Linked DNA regions of Homo sapiens: regions 1 and 2 are each linked to region 3. Evidence: chromatin loops called from intact Hi-C (ENCODE). Cell type or tissue: dorsolateral prefrontal cortex. All regions are shown on one strand.

Region 1 (8,000 bases), 1.9 Mb before region 3:
ACTCTACTAGGAGGTGCATAGTCTGATCCTCATTTTACAAATGAGAAAACGAGGTCTAGGGTTGTGTCACTTTTCCAAGTTTCTTTAGTTATTTGCCAAAGGAAACATAGCTAGTAACAAAGCTGTGACAAAGATCCAGGTGATCCAGTTCCAAATCTCATCATCCCAGCTATTATATTAATTACTTCTCCAGATCTTGTGACATTCTAGTGGACTGGGAACATAGCTGGTCCTTGACTGATGCTTTTAGTTCTCTGTTGGAGGCCCCCATAACAAAGAAGTCCTAAGCTCCAAAACTTGCCAACATCTAAAAACAACTTACGCTTAAAAAAGAATTCAGCTTATAAATAGAATGTGCAGAACAGAATATTTAGAAATGTAGTTCTGATATCTAAAATTAGCCTTCCCTTCAAAACAGTATCACCCCTTCTGACTGTTTGACTGTTGTTCCTTGTCGTGGAGGCTAGCGCTATCTAAGCTGTGACTGACATGTCCTCTTCGTGCAATGCAGTCCTCTACCCTCTCCTTGACAGAGACATAAGACATCTCTTATGGAATTGGAGAGAAGGTGGTGGTGGGGCTTGCAGGAATCTGGGTACAACCTTTTGAAGGCACTATTTATTTGAATTCCTTTTTGGACCTCCAGGCCTGTTTTAGCTGCCTCTGTACATTTTGATTCAAGCTTCCTTTCTACTTATTTGTGAGGGTCTCCTGAATGCAAATAGCCTTCACAATCCTCTTGGATGGTCAGGGAGTTGTGATTCTCATGGGAAGGTCATTAGGATGGTGCTAGCCTCCAGGACATGTGTGACCTATAGCAGTCAAACCCTGACATCAAAAATGGCTCTCATTAAGTCGGTCGGTCATGCTAGCACTGATTCCAAGAGCATTAACACAAAATGCACATAGTGCACAAAACAGCCTCTGCAGATGTCTTTTGCCTTTCTCCCTAGGCCTTGGCTGGCATCCTTTTAGTCCTTATCAGGCTGCAGCTCTTGTCCATCCAGCAGTGACCCCATTTGCCTAATTAGTTTGCATCTGTGGGTGTGTATCTACCCCCCAAAAGAAATTGCATTTGAACTTCGGATAAACACCAGCAAGGAACACTGGAAGAAGATGTCAGCTCTCTGAGCCCTTTTGTTCCTGCAGAGGAGATGGAAGTGGGGGTCATTTTGGAGATCATATCCCTCTTCTTGTGGGACTCTGCTCTGTATCATTTAGAGTGAGGACAGGCAAAACCAGAAATAATCTCATGAAGAGAGAGTGACCTGGGGAATGCAAAATGATCATTGTGTTTTGATGTCAATGATCCAGAACCACATTGTAAGCTTCAGTTCTTTTTCAAGTGGCTTGGCTGTGTCTGGCAACTTTTGGAGCAGGGGTAGATTTGCTTTTTGGATTTCTCTGTGCATAAAACTCTCAGTTATCTTACTTCTCACCCCTACTTGTTGGACAGCAAGACCTAACCTCATGGTTTTTTTCTGGGAGGGCTTGACCCTGTGAGACAAACCCTCCTCCATCTCCAGCCCCATCCTAGCAAACTCAGCGGCACATCTCATTTGTCCATGCTCTCCAATCTCAACCACGTTGATAGTTGCCATTGAGAAGAGGGATTAAGGTTTTGGCTTAGAGTCCTGGGTTCTAGTCCTTATTGCCTTGGACAGGTCATTTGACCTCTGAGTCTCAATTCTAATCTTCAAAATGGGAAAATAGCAGTACTTCTGTCATAGGGTTGGGTAGAATTAAATGACACAATGTATGTAGCATGTAAAGTGCTTGGCATGTAGTAGGTGCTTGATACATGATGGCAATTATTGCTGGATGAGGAGTCAGAGATGCTTTTTTTTTTTTTTCAGTTTCCATTATACCTCAAACTAGTTTTGTGATCTTAAACAAGGAATTGAAACATTCTGAGTCTCAGTTTTCTGATCTGTAGTCTGGAGGCAAAAATAGCATTTTTCAGGCCAGGCATGGTGGCTCACACCTGTAATCTCAGCACTTTGGGAGGGTGAGGCAGGCAGATCGGTAGAGCCCAGGAGTTCGAGACCAGTCTGGGTAACATAGCAAAACCCTACCTCTACAAAAAATACAAAAATTAGCTGGGTGTGGTGGCACACGCCTGTAGTCCCAGCTACTTGTGGGGGTGAGGTGGGAGAATCACTTGAGCCGGGGCTGTTGAGGGTGCAGTGAGCCGAGATTGTGCCACTGCACTCCAGACTGGGTGACAGGAGTGTGACCTTGTCTCAAAAAAACAAACAAAAAATAAACAAGCATTTCCCTGCATACCTCACAAGGTTCTTATGATAATTTATTAAAAGATTGATAGCAGCAGCAGCAGCAGCAGCAAGATCTCATTTCAGTTTCAGATTCTGAGAAGCTGCTTTTGGTTTCTATGGTTGGCTACCTTGAGGTCCCAGGCAAGGCCCAGAGAGTTACTTTAAAAGCCCCCAAATCACTTAAAAGCCCTCAAGCAATTTGGGCATGGCCACAACCTGTATTTCCCCATTCAGAAGCAACAAGGTCTCCCAAAACAGATGTAGTTGGAAAAATTCTTGACAAAATTCCTCCAAACCAGAAATTCTCAAAACCAGACATGTTGGCGCATCAAAATCAGTTCCCAGCAATGAATCAAAGCCTTAGAATCTCAGGCACAGAAGCCAGATGGGAGCTCAAATCTTCAGGCAGAATATCTACGGCCTTAGGTTGCAATATCTGCTTTGAGTAGTGTTTACCAAATATCTCTATGGGTTGCACTAAAAATTCCATATGGTATATGTGTGGGAGAATTACACGGGAAGGATAAGTGTGGGATGCAGGATAGTGGTTGTGAGGGAGGTTGTGGGGAGGGGAAGAAAGAAATGGGACTGGGAGAGGCACACAGTGGACTTCAGTGGTATTGACAATTACTATTTTTAAAAAAGCTGAGTGGCAGGTATATGATTATTTTTATGATCCTGTATAATTACATATGTGTACAGACATATATTTCATATGTGTGAAGCATTTAATAATAAAAAGGGGAGAAAAGCAGAAAGGAGGCCCCAAATCCAGAAAAGATCCCACCTCGCTGCCTTCTATTTGTCAAAGTGTAGATCAGTGGGCATAGGGCCACCTGGGAACACTGTTTCTGCTTTGGTCTAGGACATAATCTAGGCCTGGAAAACAGTCTGCTCGATCATTTAACATTGCTCTATTTCAAGTAAAATGTCCTTGTATGATTTATTCTCCATGACACCAATTTGCTACGAGGATATTTGGAGTTAACGTCTCTGGTTTGGTCCTGCCTGCCAAACACATTCCCTAAGTGACTGTCTTTCATGGTCAGATGAGAGGTTTCTGGAAGTGCTAGTACTATCTTCTCTTAGCTAAAGAGAGAATCTTTTCTCTCAAGATATAAACAAGAGAAGCATCAGTGGCGGCAGCTGCTGGCCCGGCACTGCCCCGTGCCAGCTCGCTAAGCACTTGGTCCCAGCTGGAGAGACTTGATAGGACTTTGCCGTTCTGCCTGCCACAGCTGTTCACTTCTCAGGAAGGGAGTCCAGAAGCTATGTGGCTGCCTGTGTGGTCAGACGTGGGTGAGAAGATGAGGATGGATGCTTGCTCCTCTCATGGAAACAGATAACTTCCGTACCTGCCAAACCAATGGCAGAGGAGCTGGGAAGCTCACAGGCATTGCTGAGGCCTTTGAAGATGTTAGCTGAGAAAGGCAGACCAGCCAGCATGGAGCTGCCCTCCCTCCCACTCAGCGCCTTTCCTAGGCCAAGGACCAGGTGAAGGTGATTGTCAAAGGCTGGACAGTGGTCAGGAGCGGGCTGGGATGAGTGCTGGGCTTGTTAGCAGAGCTCTTAGCTTTTGAGTGACCTCTCTGGGTCCTACACTGTACTCCAGGGTCACAGTTAAGATATTTAGCAACCAGGATGGCATAGGCACCGGCCAATTGGAATGGAGAAGGGCTTTATTGCTGGAGGTCTTAGCTGCACCTGGCCTGAGCTTTTAGGTGCTGGATGGTAGAGCGATGGGGAGGACCTGAGGGAAGGACCGGGGTGTGGGTGTGGGCAGGCCTTGGGGAGCTCAGAGCATCCACTGTTCACCTATCAGTACAAACCTCTTTCAACATTCTACCAACCAGTGTTGCCACACTCCTGCTGGATGTCAGGGCTGAATGTTGGCTCTGCCATGCCGTATGAGAAAGGTGGATTGGAGCCTCACACTTTATGTGAATCAGAATCACTTGGGGATATTGTTAAAAACAGACACCCAGAACCCGCCTTCAAACTACTGAGTGAGACTCTCTAGGGCCCAGGCCAGGCTTACTACACTCCTAAGTCCTGAGTGTCCTGGATCAGCTGATCCCTAAGTATTCGGCTGCGACTTTCTAGGGGGTTATGAGGACTTGAGAGATGCGGTCCTGCACAGTCTCTGGAGGGAATGTGCCTAATTCAGGGGCAGGTCACGTGGGTGAGTGAAGCAGGCTGCTGTGGCGCAGTATGTTGAAGAATGAATGTTCATTTATTTGAAGCCGCCTTGACCCTGATCCAGCCGCCTGGGTTGCTGCTGCCGGGGAAGGCAGGCCTGGTGTGGACGGACCCCCTGACTTTTCAAGACACACTGGAGGTCACTGAGCCATGTTTTGAGTCAGTTCTGCATCTCATCAAGACACAGGTAGGGGCGCTGCTTTAAACTCTTCCTGCTCTGAAAGCCCTGTCTGTGGGATGGGTGAAGGGTGGAGGAGGTGAGGCGGGTTCCACACACACAGGGAAGGAGACAAGTCCTAAGTAAGGATCTTGATGCTGCTCAATGGGACCATTTCCTCAGGTATGGTCCTCAGAGTATGTCCCCAGCTGGGCATGACCCGCCTTCCCCACTCAGATGTCTCCCATTTTCCCCCAATCAAATCCTACTCTTAGCACTTTTCATAGCACCAAGATGCCAGAGTCTGACCACGGGGCAAAGGGGCACTCTTCCTAGGTACTGTCTGAACCTTAGTTGAGGGGTGATGCTCTCACAGGATGGAATTTTCACCTTCAGACTTGAGGGGCTGGGGTTCTACCTGGGATCTCTGGAATGTTCCACAAAGGAATAAATTCCTCTAAGTATTAAGTGAATTTGGGTCCATTGCTACATTTAAACCCAAATGCTGAAGATCTTTTCCTGCTTGAAATACCCTTTTTCCCACCACTTTGTGTATCTGACTCTCTCTTTTCCTTCAGGACTCAGCTTAGACTGTGTTCTACTTCCAAGACTAGTCTGTGTCAGTCTCCTTTTAGCACCACAGTCCTGGGCAGGCCCTTCTGTTAGAATTTCTTCACTGGAAATTTCAACAGCCTGCTTGCTTAAAAACATCCCAGTCTAAAATTTATTAGGTGTTCATGATGCCAGCACTGTTTAAGTCACTTTGTATCATTATCTCAGATAATCCTCATAATAGCCCATTGAGGTTGGCACTACACTGTATTATTCCTATGTAAGAAAACGAGGCTCTGAGAGATTAAGTAACTGGCCTGACATCCCATGGCCAGAAAGTGGTAAATGAAGACCTGAACTGTATTTGTGCGCAGCCGAGCGTTCTAGGCTCTTTCGCATTTGCAGCCAAAAATGCACTCTGCTGCCTCCTGGCAGTCCAGAGTCAGCATCCTGAAGTCAAGGATGGGTTTTTGGTTCATGGAGCAAGTCCCAAGTTGGGCTCTGAAGTCAGACAGTTTGAGACTGTGTCCTTGCTCTGCCATCATCTGTGGTTAACTTTCAAGCTTCAGTTTCCTTGGCTCTGAAATGGGGACAATCTACCTGCCTTATAGGGATATGGTGGAAATTACATGAGGGGATGTGTTTATCATCTTCCTTGCTGTGTCTAGCACACAGTAAATATTAAAAACATGTTGGGGCTGGGTGTGGTGGCTCACGCCTGTAATCCCAGCACTTGGGATGCCAAGGCATGAGGAGGCCAAGCCGAGGAGTTTGAGGCTAGCCTGGGCAACACAGTGAGACTTCATCTCTACAAAAAATAAAACAATAAATTTACAAAGCATGTTGGTGGAATGAATGAGTTAAAGCTGCCAGTGAAGCCAACTTTTACTTGGAAAAAACATCCTTTGTCCCTTTCAAACCCTCTTAAAACTCCACAAAGATGGGATTTTCTTTGGGAGAGGGTGAGTTTGATGCTGCACATGGGTGAAGAGACTGGAGGGAGTGGAGGTGGCAAGTCTTGGAGTTGTTTGCATCTCTCAGAGAGGTTATCCCAAAGAGATAATAAATAGATGGTGGGAGAAGAATATTTCATTTCATTTGGAAGGCATGGACATCTCCATTCCATCTAAGCACCCTGCTTGTCAGCCACAAAACTTAAAAATTAACTGGATACATTGCCACTGAGGGATAGACTAAATATTTGGTCGGCCAGTCATGCCATATCTGTGCCACTCTGAGTGTAGAGTAGACTGCTAAACATTGCTAAACTCATTGAGAGTGCTTTTTGGGTAAAGATGAGGTATAGGTACTTATATTTTGACAAATCACACAATGCCTCCCTGTCCTTGGGACTTTATCTCATTTCTCCATCTGGATTATTATATTTAGTTCAATGAGGCATGGATTTGGGCATGTTGATTTTGTGGACCTAATGGGTCAATATCTCATGTTTGTTTGGGTCCACAAACATCAGATATTGACCCAAAGTTTGTGAGATGTGGACCCAAACGTGATTGAGATAGCTAGAACAACGTGCTGTCATGTTGGCTCTACCAGCCCCAAAGGTCTGACACAATGGCAGTATTTTATGGGAGGAGTATGGTTTTGTTTTGTTTTATTAAGGTCTGGAAAAAGTCTGTGGACAATTCTGTTTGCCGAGTGTGTGAGTGGGTGTGTAAAAGATACATGTTTTGAATCCCAGGACTTTCAAGAACTATCTAGGGGAAAGGTCTAATTAGACATGCCCCTTCCTCCCTCCCTCCCTGCATCTTTTTCTTTTTCTTTCTCTTTCTTTCTTTCTTTCTTTCTTTCTTTCTTTCTTTCTTTCTTTCTTTCTTTCTTTCCTTCCTTCCTTCCTTCCTTCCTTCCTTCCTTTCCTTCCTTCCTTCCTTCCTTCCTTCCTTCCTTCCTTCCTTCCTTCCTTTCTTTCTTTCTTTCTTTCTTTCTTTCTTTCTTTCTTTCTTTCTTTCTTTCTTTCTTTCTTTCTCTTTCTCTCTCTCTCTTTCTTTCTCTCTCTCTCTCCTCTCTCTCTCTCCCTCTCTCTCTCTCTCTCTCTCTCTCTCTCCCCCTTCCTTCCTTCCCTCCTTCCTTTCTTTTTCTTTCTTTCTATGGCACCCAGCCTTAGTAGCAAATGTTATTTCTGCGTTAAAGTGCCCACATTGATGGGCATGCAATAAATGTTAAATCACAACAATTAAGTTTAATGAGAATTAATGGGTTGTCTCACAGCATTGCCTTGGCTTCCTGGGATGCCTCCTCTACCCTGATTACAAGGCTCTCCCTGGCTGGTCCTGCTCACGTCAGTTCCATCTTAGTGGGGTCATCTAATTTTGCCCCATTCTTCATCGCAGGCTCTGTCCTTCTTTCCTCACCCTGTCAGGGAATGTAAGGTTGCCCCACCCCTTGTCTCCTTTAGCCTCTTCCTGTGCTTTCCCTCAATCCTCTTTCACTCTTACTCTTATGCCTACTTTCTTTCCTCCACATTTTCTTTAACCCCTCCTCTTTCTCCTTCTCCTCTCCCCTGTTTTCTCCTCCAGCCTTCTTTGTCCTACCCTTTTTATAGCAGCTTTCCCCTAGGAAGCACTCCCACCCCAGCCTCGGGCTGCCATGTTCGCACTGGTGTTGTTGCCTTGTGAGTGAAATAGCTCATCTGCCCCAAGTGAGAAGAAAGCAGGGAAAGTCAGGAATATTGCAATGCAAACAATATATATCCAAATATAGATCCTAACCCCAACCCCATATAAAGTTGTTTTTTAGCATGTTGTGCTTTCTTTTTTTCTTTTTTCTTTTTTTAGACAGAATCTCACTCTGTCACC
Region 2 (8,000 bases), 1.0 Mb before region 3:
TTTTTAAAAAACAGATAATATGTGATAAAGGAATAACAATAGGCAATTCTATTAGTCAAGAAAGGCTGAGTGCTATGACAAGAGCAACGAAACATGTAAAATGCAATGCGATATACATTTATTTCTCATTGGTGAATGATGGTTGCATGTGGTTGGTGGTGGTGGAGCTCTCTTCCATAGTCATTTATACATCCAGGCTCCTTTTATCTTGTGATTCCACCTGCTCTAGGTCCTTTGGGTGATCTCTATTCTGCTGGTTGACAAGGAAATGAATGAGAATCGTGTCTTCAAGGTATTTATGAGCCAGACCAGTAAATGACACACATCAATTTATCTTACAGTCTAGTCTCATAGATGTATCTAATTGCAAGAAAGGCTGAAAAATTAATTTAGTTGTGTTCCTAGAAACAAGAGAACAAGTAGCATTTATTGAATGCTTACCTGTGCCAGGTACTGTTCTGTGTCCACTTTATGGGTCAAATCACTTAATTCTGAGAACAACCCTAAGAGATTGATACTTTAATTATATCATATTCCAGATGAGGACGCTGAAGCCCACCCAAGGAAGCTCTTTAACCTGTTTGAGTCATAGAGCTAGTGAACAGCTGAGCCAGCATAGGAGATCAAATAATCTGGCTTGAGAAACCAGCTTCGAAATCATTACACATTCTGCTTTTATACACATAAACAAGGTTTATGGAATCACTATAATATTCACTAAATGTAGGAAACAAACATGTTAATTTTTTTATATGTCATCTAAGCTTATAAGATCATAACACCTAGGATTGACACAGTGGTGGTATAAAGCAGTTATAGTATGAAATTCAGTCATAAGCAACAGGAGCCTTTAAAATGGGATTTGCCCTTTGGCCCAGCAATTCTACCGGTTTTTAAAGAAACCCTCAAATAAATACAAGAAGTTGTACGTAGAAAGACATTTATTATAATGTTGTTTAAAATAGCAAAAATGTGGAAACAACCCAGCTGCCTGATAATAAGTATAGTTTCAATAAATGTTGAGATATACACAATGGATTATTTTGTAACTACTAAAGATGAGGATGCACATGGATACTTATAAAGTATGTTTATTTACTATTTATAAATATGTAAATTACAAAATATTGTATATATCAGAAAAAAATATTTTTGTTTAAAAAGTGTATATTTGTATAGGAAAACCTTGGAAAAGACAGAAACAAAATGTTAATATTGGTTAATGCTAGGTGGTGAAATCTTTGGTTTTAAAAACTTTGCTTATTTTTATTTTCTAATACTTCTATAAAAGCATGCTTTCCCTGTCTGATGAAAAAAAGAAAGCAATAAAGCAGAAAGTGAAAATTAAAAAGAAAATACATTTGCTCAATGTAGAGAGTGCCAGTGAGATGTACCCATTTATAAATGCCATAAAACGTCAGACCATTATGAGGAACCATCTATTAAATTCATTTTCATGCATTCAATTATCATATGCTCATTCATCCTATTATCAACAAGAAAGACGCAACCTTGTTGTCAAAGAACTTATTTAGGAGGGAGAAAAGAGGCAAAAGATGTACCAAATTCTGAGAAAACAGCATTCAACGATATGCTTTGCTGGGGGCCATATTTTTATATGAAATAATTTAGCACAAATTGTGGCTGCTATCAATCACATTTAGTTGTCATTATCATCCTTAAGTTATTCAGTGGCAGAAAAACCATTCTCATTTTGCCAGGACCTTACCTCAAATGTCTGAGAATATTCTAAAGAAGCTTCTATAAGGGTCCATTCATCAGATGAGAGGGCCACTTGAGTAGGGCAGAAGCTTATAGAATTTCTTAAGGACTCTTATGGGTTAAAAATCTTCTGAAATATCTCCATGGATAACTTACTAGGAGGCCTTGAATTTCTTTTTAAATAATGGCATTTCCATTTTTCATGGTGTATATTTGAGCTTCTGGAGAGCGAGGCATCAATTTGATTTAATTCAATTCAACAGACATTTATTGTAATTGCATTATATTTATTATAATTGCATTATAGCATTTACCATCACTTCAGGAGGAATCTCAGTAATTAGAGACCTCAGCAGTCAGTCATTTTTGCCTTTTGTCTAAGTGTAGGATACCTCTGGGCCTCTGCTGACCCAGAATACTGTGCTGTAATTGTCTGTTTATCCCAGGAGACAATATCCTTGAGACCAGAGACTATGTCCTCTCATCACTCCAAGTGATTCCTGGAACATGGTAGGCACTCATAATTACCTTCTGGGAAAATCCACTCCTCATTCTTTTGCCCCTTTTTAACATTTAATTGCTCATTAGTATTTCTTTCAAAGGAATTGCTAGAGAATAGCTAGACAAGAGGAGGAATCATTGGTCAGTCATAAACATTTAATGAGATAGCTGAAGAAATTACAGTTCGGATTAGAAGATTATAGCACAATTTTAAAATTAGTACTTGCCCTCGTAGAGCTCATACTCTTACTGAGACAGTGCACATAGTCCCAGAAAAAATGCTTCAGATGTTTAACTGTATGTCACTGAAAAATTCACATTAATGTGTGTGTGTTAGATAGATAGATAGACAGATAGATAGATAGATAGATAGAGACAGATAGATACCCACACATTATTTAATATAAACTAGTATTAGGAAATTAGCTCAATAAAGCAGGTAAATAAGTGATGATTTAGATAATTGATGATTCAGATAATTACGTGACTTCTTTATTGAAGGAAAGTAGTTTTGTGTAGGCTTTCATTTGCATATGAAGTGTCCTAAGTAATTTTAATCACTTCATTCTTAGAAATGTATGGATTGTGGTAATATGAGGTTCATTTATAGGATAGTGGGGACATAACAGGGGAGACCTTTCACAAGGTGGGAATATAAAGTAACAGAGTAGTCAGATGTGGGTGTAGCTATTCTGGGTATGTGAATTTTGAAAAGGGTTTGAAAAAAGTCAAGAAAAAAACATTTCATTCATTTAGTCATTTATTTATTCAACAGATGCTTAGTACATATCTGGCATAGGAGAAAAAGGCATGGAAAAGTAGCAATAGGAAATGTGTAAATAAATGCATTTAGGTTTTACATAGACAAATTTTCTCCACTGAGGTTGACATATTCTGTGGGGGAGTCATAGAACGTCCTGAAATCGAGGAGTGCTGAATGAAATTAAGAGCTAGAAGTGTTGAATAATGGAAGAAACATCCGCATTGATGTCAGCAAGTCCTGGTTTTGAATCTTGGCTCTATTTGTTGAGCAAACTACTGTCATCTGTGAAATGGGGATAACAATTACCTTATATGGATAAGTGAAGCATTTAGCCTCCTAGAATAGCACCCTAGCACATAGAAATGTATAGCAAAAATTGCTTCTCTTCTGTCCTCTTTCTCTTCTGTAATGTGGCCCTTTTCATAGCAAGCTAATAGGGAGGCTTGGGGAACCAAACTTGTTACAGTGAACTCTAGGTGGCGCTCTAGCAATGTAAGAGAGGTTGTTGGAGGGTAGGTCTTTGTGAGAAGGAATGTGGCATATGCCAGGTGCCTGATTACCACATGAAATATGCCCCGTTCCAGCCTAACCTCGAGTAAGCTAGTAGGATTGGAGGGTTGGGGTTCTGTGAAAATACCCATACTCATTTCAGCCATGTGAAGAGCTGTATGTATTTTGTGTAAGACTGGTTAGAGGATCAGTAACACTGACCACTTCTTTCCAGAAGCACAGGAAGGAATGATCAGATGGGGAAGCACATGGACAGGTCATCCAAGGAGAAAAAATAAGTATTTATGCTGATCCTTTATTATCAGTGGTAGAAAAAGTCCAGCCTCATTTGCCATCACACTCTCTGCTGCTGCAACCAGAGGTGTGAGAGTCCTGTGAGAGGGAATGAATCTTTAGAAGGAACCAGGAAAGATGATGGATACAGGGGAAAACACAATATTTCTTTCTTTGAAAGGCTACAAGGGTGGGAGAAGTCGGCTTTAGACCAGCAAACGTGTCATCTGTGTCACCACCTCTCAATTTCATGCTCGTGGCAGACATTAATAATTGATTATGCCAATTTTCCCTGTTGAGATTAGAAATGACTACACAAACATTCTTGTCATAGCGCTCCAGACAACCATTAAAAAAATCATAGGAATTGACACATGTATGAAAGCTCAGCCATAGGCATATATAGCTATCCCACCCTGAGGTTTTTGTTTGTTTTGTTTTGCTTGTTATTTTTCTGTTTGGCTGGCAATGAAATCTAAAGAGCTGTCTTAGAAGATATGTTATGCAGATTTGCTGCAGTAACAAATAACCACACTGTCTTGGTGACTTAGAATAACAGTGTATTTCTGGCTTACATTATGTGTTGGGACTGTGAGTCAACTGCTGTGGCTCTGCTCTGCAATTCCTCATTGCTGCATGGCAGGACACAGGCTCAAGGAGCAGACCCAATTTGGGACATGCAGTTTTTATGGTAGAGGACAGAAGAACAAGAGGGTTGGCAGAAACAAGTGATGCCTCCTAATACTTTTGCTCTGATGTGTATGTCAAGTTCCTCACATTCTTCTGGTGAAAGCACATCTCAAGGCCAAATCCAACATCAACGCAGTGGGGATTGATAACCAAAATGAGTGACTGACACAGGTCTCAATTATGGAGGTTTACTAAGCCAGCTTTAGAATGCATCTGAGGAAAATAAGTGCCACAGACATAACTGTGGCTATTTTTCCAAAGAGGTTGTCAGGAAGTTTAGTATTTATACATTTCCTTAAAGGTGTGGAAGGCATGTAGGAAGAGGGGCAGGTGGGCAGTAAGGTGAATAGTTACATTCCTGTGAGACTTTGGTCAGTGCCCAGTAAATCTACATTTTCCATGAGATAAGGTAAATTTCTGAAGAGAAAAAAGGAAGTAAAAAGAGTCAACTATGCAGACATCTCTGGGTAGGTTGAAGAAATGAGTCTTGAATTTGTTCTGCACTTGGGAAAATAAGCTTGTGATGAACATTATCAATGTGGGTTTTAGGAGCTAGACTTAGATCGTAGACCTAAAGTTACAGTTGGCATGTCCTTGTTTATGGGAGGCCAGCAATTTATTTACTTGTGAATGATCTGTGGGGGCAGCCCTTTGCAGATGTCTGAGGCTTTTACCTTTTCATGAGGATCTTGCTGATGCACAGCGTTAGTAACAGCTATTTCTTTGGAAGAGGGTGTTGCAATGACTCAGCTTCCTCTGGGTTTAAGCATCCTTTTGCATAAGAAGTTTGGGAGGTCCTGAGATTTAAAATTTTCCTTTACAGGATGTATACTCCTTTTAGGGCAGGGATACTGCAAGAGACACAGCTGTGGTTGAGGATATATCATCCTCTTACAGGATGGAGAGGAAATGATCATGCAATCTACCACTGAAGATCCCTTCCTTGTAATCTTATTAAGGCAGCATAAACCATTTATGCACCATAGTTGGTAACTAAGCACCTTTCAGGATTCTTCCTCAATGCCAATGAAGACAGAACCTATGGAAATCTGAGGTCGAGCATCTTCTAGCAACTCATTCAAGTTCTCAGATTGTGGGCTAGCACCTTCTCTTTAGGAAACTTCTCACTACACTCTAAATAGCATGATCTAATTAGACCAGCTAACTTAAGCCAAAATTCTTTACATGACCTGTGCACTGGCTCCTGTTTAGTTTCTAAACACTTTTGACATTCTTCACCAGGACCTTTATTATAGGACAAAAATATTGCTTGAAGTTAGGAACATACTATGTTTTCTTTGCATATGCTCTTCCCTTTGCCTGGGATATGTTTCCTGCTAGGAAACATTTGCAAAGCTTACCGTCTTATCCTATGTACACACATAAGTGTGGCATTTGTCATTCAGCAGGCTCTAGGATGGCAAATCTGCCACTTTTTTCCCTAATAAGAAAATCTTTGTAAGCAAAAAAAAATAATCTTGGGTGTCAATTGAAACAGAAGTGAACCAATGTTTCAGCAAAAGAGCACAGACACATTGTTCTCATTAATCCTAATTTGCCATCCCCACCAGGGACGATTTGAGTGCCAATTCTTGTTGCAAGGAAAGCACCCAATTCTCTATTTCCCTGAGACCTTCCAGCCAGGGCAGTAGCTGACTTCAGCACTCCCTCTGGGCTTGACAGCAACTGAAGGAGCAAATGTACTTAATGCTTGGGTTGACCAATGAGTAAGTTACACCATTTTGAGTGACAGCTATATAATTCTCCAACAACTGTACACCTTACTCAAATAAAAGAACATGCTACAATCACAGGATTGAGGGGCTCTGTCACCTTACCATAAGAATATCGGCCTGTGACCCTCTTTCCTTTCTATACTCTGAAGAGCTGAGTGTTTGACCCTCAGTTACTTGTGTATATATATATATGCTTTTATATACATATTTATGCAGCAATAACAAGAAAGAGAATGGCTCAGTGAAATGCTGATAGTCTGCTAAGGTCACTGAAAGTTGTGCATCTATCTTCACTTCCTGCATCATAATATTATGGTCCTGTTACATTTCCCTTTGATACAAAATATTACATTTCTTTTTACTTAACTGATAGGTGGTTGGAATTGTTGTTTTAATTTTGCAAAATCCACGAAGAGGACCAGTCTCAATATTCTGGAGGAAGAAGAGGACATACTGAGGCCACAGCTCATATAAATACACATTGCCTTGGAAAATACCCTCATCATCCTCAGGTCTCAGCTGTGATAACACTTCCCCTGGGTCATTCTGAGCCAGGTGTCCAGCTATGCGCTTCTATGTGTAGTTTGTGCACTGAATGGGTAGACTCTATTTCTTGAGGCAACGTTTCTTCAGTGTTTAGTCTACTGGTTTGGATGTAGACTAGGTCTTCAGTAAGTATTCATGGAATAGATGGCATAAATGAATTCTTACTGCAGTTGCTTGTTCTTGTCTTGTAGACCAAGGAAAGATCTTGGGTTGGACTAGGCCACCAAGAAAATGGAAATGGGAGTTGGAACGCTTTTTAGGAAATACTCTGACCAAAGCAGACATGTTTAGAATGCAACATTTTTTACCGCTCTGGGCTTCTCCTTTCTTTATAAGGAAGTACTCTAGTGTGGTAGTTAAGGGCAGAGACTAATGACTGACATACCTGGTATTAAGTATTTACTCTACCTTTGGTTAAGAGTAAGGACTTTTTAAGCAAGTTGGTTTAAAACCTCTAAGCCTCAGTTTTCTCAACTGTAAAATAGAATAAATAATAATACCTATCTCATGGAGCTGTTGTGTTGAGTGAGATTGTGAGTGTTTGGGCCAGAGTAAGCACTCAGTAGTTATTAGTTGTTAAAGTTGATATTGCTAAGAATTAGTATATTTCTGATTTGATTATCAGAATAAGAAGAGTCAGGAAAATGAAGTAAAGCTACTAAGTATCTATGAGCAGATTTCAGAAGGCCATATGATTAAAAATTATTGGTAACTTATATTCTCTTGCATATAACCTTCCACTACTGACAACAAATTAAGAATACTCCATGTAAATATAATCAGTATTCAAATAAGGGTGTCTATTTTCCACTCGCTTTGTAGAAAAGTAGCATAAACGTAAATGCAAAGACTCTGAAAGCAGTGTGGTTGGTAAACATTACACTTCCCCTACCCCTGTCCTATTCAGATCCCAAGGTTGGTTATGTTTTAAAAACACACTTGCTTTATTAATCTGATTTAAGATAAAGGAGGAGTTATTAATTATACATAATGCTTAGGCTAGCTTGTAAGAAACTGACATTGTGGCCTTTGTTAATAGAATTGCTTTCTTAGTGATTACTCAGTAGGGGGTGATACTAGGTGCCCTTTGTTGCAATAGAAACGATGTTTACTGCCACAGAAGACAGGTAGCTGTGGCCTGAATGGACTTTCTCCTTTCCATAACTGTCCTGAGAGATGCTGGGTCAGCATTTCCGACCTTTTTAAGAGGCAAGTCTGCTCTATCTTCTCAGCTGTAGGTCAATGAGAGTAGATTACCT
Region 3 (8,000 bases):
AGATAGTCCAGAATATAACGGAACAAGAATCCATCTCTGTCAATGAAAAACCTTCCCTTGGAGTCCTTGGCTAGATCATTAGCCGTGTCTCTCTTTGGGGAAAACATTTTCCACAGGAGGGAATGAGGGATGCTTATCAATGTGGAATGGCGAGTAAAATAAACTTGACCCCCGACATTCAGCTCTACCACCTCAGGGAAGGAGTTGGGAACTGCGGACCCTTGTTCTCGAGGATAATAACGACTACAGTTTCCACTCAGAGCCATTGTCCCTTTCTTCTGCTGCTGCTATTTTGATTTAAAGGTGCAATCCAATGGAGTCACAGCCTTATCCTTTGGATCAACTTGTAAGAAAGGGAAAAGGATGCTAACTTATTAAAAAATGACCTCCTCTTATCCCAGTATTTTTCCCCCAAGAAATCAAAATGTATAAGAGTCCACAGGTGAAGTGATGCTGAAAAAGTAGTTTAAACCCTGGATGGTGGATGGTAGTGAGCTGCTACTTCATAAAATATAATCAACTCGTCTATATCCAATCTTCCATCAAGCTCACATGCAAGGCAGGCCAATTCCCCAGTTACTCAGATGTCCGTCTGAAGGAAAAGAGAAAAAATTATTTCCTCAAACCTGGAATGAGTCAGAAAAAGAGTCCTCTGGAGAGAGAGAGAGGGAGGGAGGGAAAAACAGAGGGAGGGAGAGAGAGATTATTTTACATAAGCAGCTCTGGAACTACTGATCTCAGCCATTCTTCAATTAAATCATAGCTTCTCTCATGCTATTTTGTGCCTACATGTTTATCTATAAGCCTCTGTCTCCAGCAATTAGTATGAAAAACAATTTACTTGTAAGTCTACATTAAAAAGAAACATGCAATTTTCAACTTCCAAATGGGAATTTTTTTTTCAGCTGGACAGGAAAAGCAATAAGTCTTAGAGCTTACCTTAGTGAGTGCTGGAGACCCAGTTCTTGTGAAAAAAATAATAATAACCATTTGTAAAGCAATCAAAATCCACAGCCAAACTGAGTCTGGATCTTGTCAAATCCCAAACAGGTAAACGACCGAGGTATCAATGAAAAGTGCCAGAGAGGTGTGCTCTTGGAAAATAACTATTATATATATGCATTTATATAAATGCCTATTTGTATTTATGTATGTATGTAGGTACATATGTGTTCATTCCGTATCTTAAGTTAAAACAAGTCGCAAAAAAAGTTAAGCCCTGATGAGAGGAGGTTGGGTTGAAGAAGTAAAGCAGAGAAAATATTCAACCAAAGCTTCCCCAGGGGAAAAGAAAAATGGAAAAAGAAATCTTTGGAAAGGATCCTTAGAAGAGAGTTGCAAGAGGTACCAGGACTTAGAAGCTTTTCAGAAAGCCCAGAAGCAGAAAGATGGAGAGATGTGCCCTGCTAGGGTCCCAGGTAGCCACCCCACCTGCCGGCAAGGGCAAACGGACTCCCATGTTCCCAGCCAGGTGGGAGCCGGTGCGAGCCAGAGGCCAACGCAGCGCAGAGATGCCGGCGGGGGGCCCGGGGCTCCGGCTTCTCTGGCGGCGGAGCTGGGTGGTTCCACAGTTCCCAGTGCAGTTCGGATGCTGTTGTTTCAGCAGTGCAGGCAAGAAACCATCCAGGGAAATGACTATTACATCATCTTAAAGGAATATGGCTTGGAGAAAGCGGAGGCAGCTCCGAGTCACGTCCTCCTCGGTGACAGGTTGCCAGGACTGCACGGGGACGCCGCGCTCCGGCGGTGGGCACGCGATTGCCAGGCGCGCGGGGCTTGGGGCGGGGACGCAGTGCTGCGCAGCCACTTCCCTCCCTGTCCTGTCCTGGAGTCTGGAGTTTCCAAGGGCCTTTTCCTTCTTCCTTGTCTTTACCTCCATCACCATCCCACAGCAAATCCCTGCCCCCTACCCAAGAGGTAAGTTGTGAGATAAACACAACTGACTTTTTATTTGAAAAATCTACAGATCTTCCCCCCTCCCCCCTCCTCGTTCACGGAATTCCTTCCTGCTGAAGGGCAAATATCCCTCTAATGCTTGTTTTAAAACACAGACACGCACACCAAATGACCCCAGTGTTCAAACTACACAGTGTTTTTTTTAATCCTTTGATTTAAACCATATTCACTCAAATTCTCCCTTTTTTTCCTTTTCTATTTCATCCGCCTGCCACCACAACCCCTAGCAAATAAATAAATATGAATATATATGTAAATAGGTAGATACATAAACACTCTCTCTGAAATTAATGATGCTCTTTCAAAATGAAGACGTGAAGCACCGGCACCCACAGAAAGCCCACAGTTTACATCCATAAGTCATTATCTTAGCTCACCTGTAAGAAATTGATACCTGCAACCTTTTTCTGGGGTTGTTTCCTTACTGCGCGTCTCTTTGGACGTGCCCCCAGCCCCTCCCAAGTCATCCCAAGAGGACTCTGGTGGAAGGCACTGCTGCTAAAAGACATTTTACTCCTGTTCCAGAGGGCTCCCTTAAGTGCATCATTAGAGTTTCAGGAAGGCATTTCCAGGGCAACCTAATCCACTAACAAAGTGCTTCCAGTTGAGCCTGACAGTCAATAATGGCCCAGCCAACAGCTTACAGTAAGTCGGCCATTTCCCCTTTAAAACACCAGTGTCTTAGGGCTCACATCCCTGATAAGAATATAGTGCTTGGTCAATGAATAATATATGTGAGGCACACGCCATCCCAAACAATTGCTATTTTTAAAAAGTGAAAAACAAAAATGGAGGTGAACTTAGGAATTATATACATTTTATGAGAAACGTGTTTATTGCCAACTCTTGCCCAAAAAATTAGCTTGAAGATACGCTCAACAGTAGGATAAATTAGTTTCTACTTTAACAATCTTTTCTTTCAATAAGCATTGGGTTACTGAACATATTCAGAGCGTTAGCTAACATTCCTACACCTGATTATATTTGACTTTGTTTCGTTAACTAATGCATTAACCTGTTCTGGCCTCAATCATTAGGATTTTAATGCTGGACCAAGCAAGATGTTTGTTATGTGATGCACTTATATCGCCATCTAGTGCCCTAAGCTATCAGTGCAGCTCTGTATCTGGCAACTTAATAGGGCCAAAACATTTAGATTTTCTTTTATTTTTAAGTTTTTATAGTGATCTAAGTTTACTTGGCATGCACTGCTCACCATGACAACAAAATAAATATTTCGTTGACATCAGGTCAAAGACAAAATAAATCTGAATTCAGACCTATTAAGTACTGGTTTTGGTTGTAAAGTAAGCAAATGTTTTATTTCTAAGAGAGTAGGTCAAAACGTCATGACGATAGCTTTGGAGCTCAGGTATGAAAACACTGCAGGGACAGTATGGCAGTAGGTGGAGAAACAGAGTAAGAAAAATTATAATCTTTTAGAGCTAAAACGGACTTGAGGAATGAAAATTAACTATCTCTTCTTAGAGATGCAGAACTGAGGAACAGAGAGGTTCAGCACTTCCTCAGGGTCACACGATTCCAGAGTAACAGGATGGGCTTTAGACCACTGACTCTTCAGGATAACCATCCTCATTTTAACCTTAGATATTCTTGAATAGGAATAGAGAGGCGGCAAGTTTAAGAAACAAGATTTTTTTTGAAACAACAAATTGCAAGACATTTTCTTGAAATTTGAAACAACAAATTTCAAGATTACTAAACATGTTTTTAAAAAGCACACCAAGAATTAATATTAATATTAATACTCTTAAAAAGAGTATTAATATTACTTTAAATTGCAGAGTTAAAAGATTTTATAATATAAAAGAAGAATATTCTGAATTTTTAAAATGAGGAGTTCTGTTCATTGGTCTGGGTTTTATAGGTTAGGTTACTTTTGAGACAAGTAGATTCTTAACCTTTTTTGGAAAATGGACTGCTTAGAGAATCTAATAAAACCTAGGAAATGAATCCACAAGCATAAAAGTTTGCATTCACTGTCAAGGCAGAACCTCTCAGGAAAGGCTGAGTAAAAAGAGGAACAGGTGCGGGGGCCATGTAGTTGATGATTCACATAAGCAGAATTCCTCAAATTTTGACTATGAAACTTCTTTTTGAAGTGAGATTACACATACATTCACAGAGACACACTCTGAGAATTGAAAAATGGAAAACATTCACCAGACAACCTTAATCTTGCAACCCATGATTTGATCATACCACCTGAAACATTTTGAATTGGTATTTTTCATAAACACTGTAAATATCCTGTTTTGCACAATTATATTGCATCATATTGTTAATTGTTGTGTGCTAAAACAGTTTGTTTATTATAGTAAGCAGTTAAAAATAAACACTTGCTTTGCTAACTCTATTTGGGCATATCTACTTTTTAATCTAAATGGAACCTCAGAAAAGCAAGATGGTCTAGGCCTCCCTCACCTTCTGAGAGATCAGGGGTTTGGTTCAAGATTGGCCTGAAGCCCATTCATGTTGGGGTTCATAGACCTCAGGTTAACATCCCCAGATCTGTACTCCTTCTTGTTTCTTTAGTCTCAGGGATGAAAACGAATGAGAGGTGAGATTAAAAAGATAAAAGACTTGAAGGAAATAAAGCAATACACTCTACAAAGAGATTTAAATAGTGCTAGAGTAAGCGAATGTCTCAGGGAAGTTGTCGGTAAGCCCGGCTGTTTGGTGCCTTAACAAGAGGCAAGAAGCCAAGTCTAGGCTGTAAGTGTATTCCTAGCCTTCGTGTCAGCAAATAACACCGCTAGTGTTATTATTCTCTCTTGGCAGCTCTCCGCTGAAACACTGTGGGATGGCACTCCCGGACTGAAGGCTGAACAGCATACGGCAACAGATTTCTCTTAGAGGAAGAGCAAGGAAGAATGCTCCATCCTGTTCTTTGTAATATTCAAGCATATAGCAAATCAAGACGTATGTTAGGTAAATTGTGAAATTGATAAAATATGTTTTCGCCTCTGTTTCCTGCTTTCACATGCACAGCCAAATATTGAAGGGTATATTCTCAAAAGGACTATTTTAATTTTGAAATAATGTGATCACTCTCTACATTCTCACTCCTAACACATCCTTAAGTTTTCTCTGCCCTCAAGCAGAGATAGCTTTCATGCTGACAGCCTTCGCTATCAGGGAGGAAACAGACCTCATAAACTTACTTATGCTAAGATGCTGCACACTCATCGTGTTATGTGCTCCCAAGGATTCCTGCATTATCACCATTATCTTAATAGCTGCTGTTTATGGAGGGATGACCATCAAGTCCTCACCACAGTCAGTCGTTATCCCTCTTCCAGTTCTGCCTGGCTGGCTGTGTGACTTTGAACAGGAGACTCATGTCTCTGAGCCAGGGTATGGTGGCAATAAAAAGACCTGCCTCGCAGGTGTGTTGCGTGGACTAAATATGAAGATGCATGTGAGCTCTCTGGCACATTCCATGGCTTTTAGCAAGTGCTTAATAAATGTCATTAGTGTTCATGCTAGTGGTTTAAAATATCTGTATTCATTGTTGTTAAACTCCAATTGAGGCATAAAGAAATTACAAAAGATGCCCAAACATAGAAATTGAGTTCTACATCCAAAATCATTACTCTTTCCAGTATGAAAATTCAGGTTAACACCATTGCTTGTTATAAATGTATTTATTATTCATGGGGGAATTTCAGGATTTGGTGAGGGAGATGGGGTGGCAGAGTGGGGAACTGAAAATAATCAGTATCGCAGTGGTTAAAAATGAAAATGCCACTGTCTTTTGCCAGACAAGATTATTTCCCTGGTAACCTTTCATTTATACTACATGGATTTATTAAGTGCCTATGTTGTGTCCAGCACACTTCTAGGTAGTTGAGATGCAAAGCCCGATTTCATATAGTCTCTGACTCAAACACTCACATGCAAATGCACACACAAACTCAAAATCCTACCAATGGGGGAAAAAATTTAAAGTTACATTGGCTGGGTAAGGTGGCTCGCACCTGTAATTCCAGCACTTTGGGAGGATGATGTGGGAAGATTGCTTAAGGCCAAGAGTTTGAGACCACGCTGGGCAACAGCAAGACCCTGTCTCTACAAAAATACATTAAGAAATAGAAAAATTAGCCTGGTGTGGTGGTGCATTCCTATAGTCCCAGCTACTTGGGAGGCTGAGGGGGGAGAATACCTTGAGTCTCGAGTTTAAGGGTGCAATGAGCTATGATGGTGCCTCTGCACACCAGCCTGGGCAACAGAGTGAGACCCTACCTCAAAAAGAAAACAAAGTTATAGATTCTTGGGCACTGCCTTTTATTTTCAGAAATATCCCTAGTGCCGTATTTAGCCTTTGGTGTTACATAGTTCACGTATGATTTTGACAAACCATTTAACCTCAGATGGCCTCTGCTTCCATATCTATAAAATGAAACCATCTCCCCTTAAAGAGATATCATGGCCAATGACAAAATAAAGATCAAATACAGCTGTCAAATCTTCAGACATTCTAGGAAGTAATTTGCTATGTAAGAAACAGATGAAGAAGGCAGCAAACAGTGATCTTTCTTGTTAACGTAAAGCCTGGCAAGAAAGAATTTGGATTAGACTTGTATAATCTAAAAGTTGGGAGTGGAGATCCTTCGGGGTCATCCACTGCAGCCTCAGATTCAGATAAAAGCTTCATAGCAGATGTTCAGCCAAGTCATTTCTCTCACAGTTTCTCCCTGAAAATACTCCTGATTTCCACTGTCATAAAATACAAATGAAAGCAAAAGCTGTCTGTATCACCATTGTGCCTCCGAACAGAATTCTACAGGATAAAGTTCTTCTAAGTGAACTATAATTTTGAGATTTGATCTTTAAAAAAAAAAAATTATGCTACTCTGAAAAAAAAGTACTGCTCTTCAGACATAAAGGCAACTTTACTGACTATATTCACAGGGTCTAAAATTTTTGCGGTGTGCATGTATGTGAGTGTGTACGCAAGTATACATTTCTGTAGTAGGTACAGATGTGAAGTCACATTTTAAATTTGTCTTCAAAACGAGGAAGCACTTTGGGAGGCAGAAGCGGGCGGATCATGAGATCAGGAGATCGAGACCATCCTGGCTAACATGGTGAAACCCTGTCTCTACTAAAATACAAAAAATTAGTCGGGTGTGATGGTACGCACTTGTAGTCCCAGCTACGGGAGGCTGAATCAGGGGAATCGCTTGAACCCGGAAGGCGGAGATTGCAATGAGCCAAGATTTTGCCACTGCACTCCAGCCTGATGACAAAGCGAGACTCTGTCTCAAAAAAAAAAAAAAAAAAAAAAAAAAAATGAAGCTGTTCTGGAACAAATGGTCAAAGTTAGGAGTGCACAATTTGGCCATGAAGTCAAGTAAAGCCAACTCCCACATATGTGTTTTAAAACTGTGATCTCATCAGCATGAAGCCTAACCAACAGAAATATACTTATTTCTGAAAATGGGTTGGCAAATGAAAAACATAGCTGCACAATTAGCTGCACGATTCTCATATAATTGGTTTTACTAAATCCACATGCACTATTTTAGGAATAGCCCTAAAAACAAGACGCCTACCTTTGCCTCCCCTGAAGTCCTTCACCTACAGCCTGTTGATCCATGTCGTGTTATTCCCTGTGGGATGTTTGTTAGCTAAATTGTATTACACATGTTGGTGGAGTCTTCTTTATGTCTGCTCTATGTACTATGTAATATATCTTTCGGTAAAGCAGTAGTGTAAACTGCAAGCCAGTAATTATCAACCTTTTATCTCCTACCTAGGGAACCCATCTTTCAAAAGGCGTCTTTGTTGTCATTCCATAATATGCAACAGATACAAGTGGAATGAAATCAGAATCAGCTTAGGTGTTAAGTTCAAAAATATTTATTTTTTAAAAAATCTTCCAGAACTTGCAATAATAAATATCTCAAATGTCTTTAGAATGCATTTTAATTTTTTTCTAAATAGTTTTATATATGTGTAAATGGAATTTGTGGAATACCCTGAAGCAACTTAAGGAAATAGAGTTTTAAAATCCTGTT

Evidence for each region. Peaks named below come from ENCODE experiments on the same cell type or tissue, not always from the same donor. Only the 100,000 strongest peaks of a DNase experiment are listed, where the experiment ranks them.
Region 1: a loop joins it to region 3, with 3 times the contacts of the local background. A loop is called at or near these places in 15 of 110 quality-filtered maps.
Region 2: it touches region 3 in a loop (8-fold over the local background); 24 of 110 quality-filtered maps call a loop at or near these places.

Annotation. Positions count from the first base shown.
Region 1 is chr5:146,063,836-146,071,835 of GRCh38, reverse strand. It overlaps LOC107986458 (a long non-coding RNA gene), which reads left to right and starts at 4,378. Exons shown (of 4, transcript XR_001742913.2): 1 at 4,378-4,662. It also overlaps a transcript of SH3RF2 not described here. RefSeq lists an enhancer at 2,292-2,401. In dorsolateral prefrontal cortex, no CTCF peak of the experiment used is centred here; a DNase peak (open chromatin) is centred at 3,466; H3K27ac peaks cover 1,189 bases.
Region 2 is chr5:145,233,561-145,241,560 of GRCh38, reverse strand. It overlaps a transcript of PRELID2 not described here. Among named protein-coding and RNA genes, the nearest start is that of PRELID2, 600 kb to the left of the region's middle. RefSeq lists an enhancer at 7,521-8,000. In dorsolateral prefrontal cortex, a CTCF peak has its summit at 3,453 (motif pointing right); no DNase peak of the experiment used is centred here.
Region 3 is chr5:144,198,981-144,206,980 of GRCh38, reverse strand. It overlaps KCTD16 (potassium channel tetramerization domain containing 16), which reads right to left. Exons shown (of 4, transcript NM_020768.4): 3 at 1-592. The coding sequence starts at 266. Among named protein-coding and RNA genes, the nearest start is that of KCTD16, 32 kb to the right of the region's middle. In dorsolateral prefrontal cortex, CTCF peaks have their summits at 2,841 and 3,049 (motif pointing left); DNase peaks (open chromatin) are centred at 1,610, 3,060 and 4,730; H3K4me3 peaks cover 2,655 bases; H3K27ac peaks cover 2,090 bases; H3K27me3 peaks cover 1,401 bases.